2 separate regions of the Mus musculus genome follow, and region 1 is linked to region 2. Evidence: chromatin loops called from intact Hi-C (ENCODE). Cell type or tissue: left cerebral cortex. All regions are shown on one strand. Links, peaks and the distances in the headings refer to the core of each region. The heading gives the core; the rest is flanking DNA.

Region 1 (2,920 bases), core at 103-2,602, 61 kb before region 2:
ATTGCTCATTTGCCAAGAGTGTGCACTGCTCTTGAATAGAATTTGTCTTCAGTTCCCAGCACTCAGGTTGCCTGGCTCATGTAAACACATGCACACAAAAACAGACACACTGTGCTGCTTAGTTTTTGTCACCCTGATACAAGCCTAGACACTCTTGGGAAGAAGGAATCTTAGTTAAGGAGCTGCTTCCATCAGATGGGCCTGTGGGGCCTGTGGGGCCTGTGGGGCCTGTGGGTGTGTCTTTGAGACATTGATTGTTACTTGATGCGTAGAACTCAGATCACTGAGAGATGCAAGTGGTCCTGGAGTGAGTGATAATTGTAGCTAAGAAGGCCATGAAGAATAAAGCAGTAAGCAGTGTTTGTTCTCCATGACTTCCGCTTCAAGCTTCTGTCTTGGTTCTTGCCCTGCCCTTTCTCTGAGATGGACTGTAACTTGTAAGCTGAATCTTCTAGCCATGGCGTTTATCACAACAGGAAGCAGACTGAAGTTCCATTTCTGTGTTAAATGTCCAACAGTACAATTTGCTGACTTTTATGGTAATTGCAAACCTAAACTGCCTTTAATTTTTTTATAATCATTTTGTATTCCTATTTGTTACAGTTTAAACTTGAGATACCCTCTCCAGGCTCATATCTGAATGGCTGACCAGTTGGCACTAGTTTGAGAGGCTCTAGAAAGTTGGAAGTGGGGCCTAGCTGGAAGAAGTAGGCCTTAGGGGGTATGTCCTGGAGTTATATTTTTCCTCTTGTCTTCTGCGATGTGAGCAGTTGTCTTCTGTCAATACTCTCATGACTGTGATGCCCTGCTCCATCTCATTCCATGTAACGTATGAACCACACCCTCTGGATGTGTGAGCTGAGATAGTTCCTTACTCTGCTGGCATCTATGTCAGATTTTTTTTAACAGATGCAGAAGTAACTTGCAAACTACTAATGTGATTTTTTTTTTTCTGTTTTTATCTGTTTTGTTAAATGTGTAGTGCTAATTTGAAAGTTTTTTACTTTTTACTTATTTATTTATCTTTTTGAGAGGTCTTTCTCTCTAGCCTTTCCTGGCTAAACTTGTTATGTAAGCCAAAATGCCCTCAGCCTACTGATTACTGAGATGGCAGGTGCGTGTGGCGCACGTACGTGTGCGTGAGATACATCTGGCTCGTGATACTCACTTGGATTTGTATTTTCATCAAGTCTGCTGTCAGATGCATTTCATGTGCTCATTCCTGCTTTATCACCTATCCAGGATATTTCTGCCAGTTCCATTCTGCCCAGTGTATTTGGAGTTTCAGGTGTTAGAACTCGAGTCATTTAAGAGTCTGATTTGTTCTTTATGTACCCAGTGGAGATAGGCTCTTGTTGAACATGTTTTAGTCTTTCCTACAACCCAGTAACTCAGTGATAGTAATGCTCCTGACCCTGCCTGCTTCTGTCCCCAGTATAAATCACATTGATTGCCTTCTTTTCACTCCATAGAATTTAATGACTGCTAATTTTTTTTTTTATCAGTTCTGGACACAACTAAATACTATTTTTTTTTTTTTTAAATTTGAGACAAGGTTTTGTTATGTAACCCAATTTGGCCGAAGTTTTATCTTTGTGCTGTAGCCTAGATACTTTTCCTAGAAGTAAACTAAGTTCATTGTAAGGCTCTTAATTAGGTTTTTTTTTGTTGTTTTTTTTTTTTTTTTTTTTTTTTTTTTTGATTTTTCGAGACAGGGTTTCTCTGTGTAGCTCTGGCTGTCCTGGAACTCACTCTGTAGATCAGGCTGGCCTCGAACTCAGAAATCCACCTGCTTCTGCCTCCCAAGTGCTGGGATTAAAGGCGTGCGCCACCACGCCCGGCGTTCTTTTTTTTTTTTTTTATTAGATATTTTCTTTATTTACATTTCAAATGCTATCCCGAAAGTCCCCTATACCCTCCCTCCCCCCACTCCCCTACCCACCCACTCCCACTTCTTGGCCCTGGCCTTCCCCTGTACTGGGGCATATAAAGTTTGCAAGACCAAGCGGCCTCTCTTTCCAGTGATGGCTGACTAGGCCATCTTCTGCTACATATGCAGCTAGAGACACGAGCTCTGGGGGTACTGGTTAGTTCATATTGTTGTTCCTCCTATAGGGTTGCAGACCCCTTCAGCTCCTTGGGTACTTTCTCTAGCTCCTCCATTGGGGACCCTGTGTTCTATTCAATAGATGACTGTGAGCATCCACTTCTGTATTTGCCAGGCACTGGCATAGCCTCACAAGAGACAGCTACATCAGGGTCCTTTCAGCAAAATCTTGCTGGCATGTGCAATAATGTCTACATTTGTTGGCTGGTTATGGGATGAATCCCCGGGTAGGGTAGTCTCAGGATGGTCCATCCTTTCGTCTTAGCTCCAAACTTTGTCTCTGTAACTCCTTCCATGGTTATTTTGTTCCCTATTCTAAGGAGGAATGAAGTATCCACACGTTGGTCTTCCTTCTTCTTAATTTTCTTGTGTTTTGCAAATTGTATCTTGGGTATTCTAAGTTTCTGTGCTAATAATCCATATATCAGTGAGTGCATATCATGTGCGTTCTTTTGTGATTGAGTTACCTCACTCAGGATGATATTCTCCAGATCCATCCATTTGCCCAAGAATTTCATAAATTCATTGTTTTTAATAGCTGAGTAGTACCCCATTGTGTAAATGTACCACATTTTCTGTATCCATTTCTCTGTTGAGGGACATCTGGGTTCTTTCCAGCTTCTGGCTATTATAAATAAGGCTGCTATGAACATAGTGGAGCATGTGTCCTTATTACCAGTTGGACCATCTTCTGGGTATATGCCCAGGAGAGATATTGCTGGATCTTCCAGTAGTACTATGTCCAATTTTCTGAGGAACCTCCAGACTGACTTCCAGAGTGATTGTATGCCATTTCTTGATAGCTAATCTCTT
Region 2 (2,920 bases), core at 330-2,829:
TTGAAGCTGAGACCGTGCCTTTTCGCATCAGACCAGATCGCATTCATGTTAATGATGTCTTGTTTTATTTCATGCGCCTCATGCTTTATCTAAATGCAAGTCTGCCCTTCTCAATCATACTGGAGCTTCTGGAATATTCTTTATGTGGCTTCAAGGCACTGCTTTTTATATCCCTATTTTCATAGCACACACAATGATCTAAATGATGCAGAGGTAATTCTGAAAATATAAAACCATTCAGACCTGATTTCCTTCATCGTCCCTTAAGATGTTAAACTCGCCGTCTGCAGCCACTGAAAGGTTCAGATTAGATGACTATTTTCTCCATTTCCCTGGTTCAGGAATATTTCATCACGGCATAGATCTATATGGCAAAATGAAGCACAGGCCACAGCTGGCCCTGAAGCTACCATTGTTTTTGTTGGGTGCCTTCTTGCCCTCATTGTGCAGTGATCTGCACCTGAACAGCAGAGCCCTTAGGGAGGGCTCATAAGTAACCTAGCTCCTAAAAAACGGGGCTAGAGGGAGGAGGGAGGACATTATCCAGATGTTCTTTGCCTACTTCAGGGGGCTCTGCTCGTTCTCTGCTCAGGAAGGGAAGGGAGGGCACATCCACAGCAAGCAGGCATCATATGGTAACTAGGCCAAGCTGGGTTGCTCCAGGAGAAATCCTCTGCCCTGATGAGATAGCATGCTGAGCTAAAGTGCTGTCTCTTGGAAAGAGGCAGCAATGTTAGCTCCTGACGATTGATTTCCAATCTGCTGTGGGTGTCTTGGGTTTTCTTCAGTTGTATTTGCCTCGAGCATTATATCCTTACTGGATTTGGCTTTAAAGGTCTTTTGAGGTATTAGGATTCTTACAAAACCCGTAGAAGTAGGGTTTTCTGTCTGGGTCAGTTAGGGGGAAATGTGCTATGCCAGTGAAAAGGGACTGTTGGCTGTGAAGACAGGTCTTCCTTAGCATCTGAGGGCACATCCTCACTAGGCAGAGGGACAGGGTTTGCCTCAGTAGATTACATGCTTGCTGAATGCATCAGAGTCTAACAATCCAGACAAGATAAACCCACAGGACAGTTGGAGAAGAGATGGCTCATTGGTTAAGAGCATTTGCTCCTCTTCCAGAGGGCCCAAGTTCAGTTGCCAGCACTTGTGTCATATCTCACAATCGTCTGTAACCCCAGCTCCCAGGCTTTCGGCACTGTCTGACTTCTGTGGGCACCTGGCATGCACTTGGGAGCATGTATGTACATACAGGCAGAATACTATTTAACAAAAGACATACGGTTTCATAACAACAGGAAGAGTGTTTAGTCATTTGGGGTGAAACACATATGATAGACTCTCCAAGAGAGTCAGGCCTCAACCTGCCAGAGCTCTGAAGAGGCCACCCCACAGGCAAGGAACCCCCAAACTCTGCTGTCTCCTTTGGATGACAACAGTGTGAGGAAGCTATATAGTGAGAATTTGTAGAGCAAAAAGCTCTGATAATGGGCAGAGGTTCTCAAGCCTTCAGTGTTGTCAGCTGATGCCCACAGAAGTACCCAGACCATGTAGAGAAGTAGAAAGGAGGAGGTGGATCAGCTATCCTGACTCACTCAGCCCAGGAGCGGTCATGTTCTCATCAGGAGGAGCACAGCAGTCTAGTAGTAGCTGCAGCTTCTGTACAGAACGTGGATGTTGACTGGCTAGTGTCGGGTCAGATTAGCTCTGAAAGCTCAGATGCTCCTGCCTAAACTTAAAAACAAACCTTGAAAAGCTAGAGTGCCTCCAAATAACTTGGTCATGTCCCAGAAAGAGCTCAAGAATATCTATTTATAATACAGTATATGTTATGTTTGTGTGTTTATATTACATATACATACACATGCATATCAATCATTACCCAACAATTTAGAACCCAAAATGTCGCAGAACCAGATCTTCTTTGCTATACAAAGAAGCAGGAATATAAATACTGCAGCAAGGAGAAATCCAGAAATGATATGCATGGCTGAATTATTGTTTTACTTTCAAGAAGGCTGAAGAGATGTGGGCATGCTGTGAGAGAAGACTGACAAGGCCATCACAGTGACAGAACGACAAGATGTAAGTATCCTGGGTAGAACTAACATCTGAGACACAGAAAGGTTAGCAAGGATGATCTTCAAAAGTTCAGTACCAAAGATGAAATAACTTCAAATATATGAAAATGATCAAAGAGTAAATTATAGAGAAAGGGAAGTGAGAAAGTAACAAAACTAATAAACCACAATAAAAAGAAGACAAGAGAGTCAGAATGAAAGGTGAGAGGGAGGTCTAAAAATGGAAGGAAATGATGACTAAAAATGTCCAGCCTTCATTCTTCCTGTGTTGTCCTGTTACCCCAGTGGGCTAGTGTGAGACCTCCTGCCTTGGCCACTTAAGAAGCTGAGATTACACACACACACACACACACACACACACACACACACACAGTCTTGCCACTTAAGAAGCTGAGATTACACACACACACACACACACACACACACACACACACACACACACAGTCTTGCCACTTAAGAAGCTGAGATTACACACACACACACACACACACACACACACACACAGTCTATCTATCATTACAGCAAGCATGGCAAAAATGTTTTCCAAAATATTTTAAACACTAAACTAGAAAGATGAGAGATCACATTTTTATAAGCTAGATGTAAATAAAACCCAAGTACTATTAAATGTAAGAGGAGATAGAGGGAAGAAGAGAGAATGCAGAAGAATAATGATGAGAAATGGCTCCCATAGGCTCAGTTGGTGGCGCTGCTTGGGAAGGTTTGGCCTTGCTGGAGGGAATATGTCACTGGGGCAGGTCTTTGAAAGTACACAGCCACACCCTACTTGTAGTTTCCTGACTTGAAGGTAGGAGCTCTTGGCTTTCTACTGCCACCAA

Evidence for each region. Peaks named below come from ENCODE experiments on the same cell type or tissue, not always from the same donor. Only the 100,000 strongest peaks of a DNase experiment are listed, where the experiment ranks them.
Region 1: a loop joins it to region 2, with 2.5 times the contacts of the local background. A loop is called at or near these places in 1 of 42 quality-filtered maps.

Annotation. Positions count from the first base shown.
Region 1 is chr1:23,900,896-23,903,815 of GRCm38, reverse strand. All of the region lies in intron 1 of Smap1 (small ArfGAP 1), which reads left to right. Among named protein-coding and RNA genes, the nearest start is that of Smap1, 20 kb to the left of the region's middle. In left cerebral cortex, for the core only: no CTCF peak of the experiment used is centred there; no DNase peak of the experiment used is centred there.
Region 2 is chr1:23,840,505-23,843,424 of GRCm38, reverse strand. The region is part of intron 2 of B3gat2 (beta-1,3-glucuronyltransferase 2 (glucuronosyltransferase S)); the gene reads right to left. Among named protein-coding and RNA genes, the nearest start is that of B3gat2, 80 kb to the right of the region's middle. In left cerebral cortex, for the core only: no CTCF peak of the experiment used is centred there; a DNase peak (open chromatin) is centred at 1,571.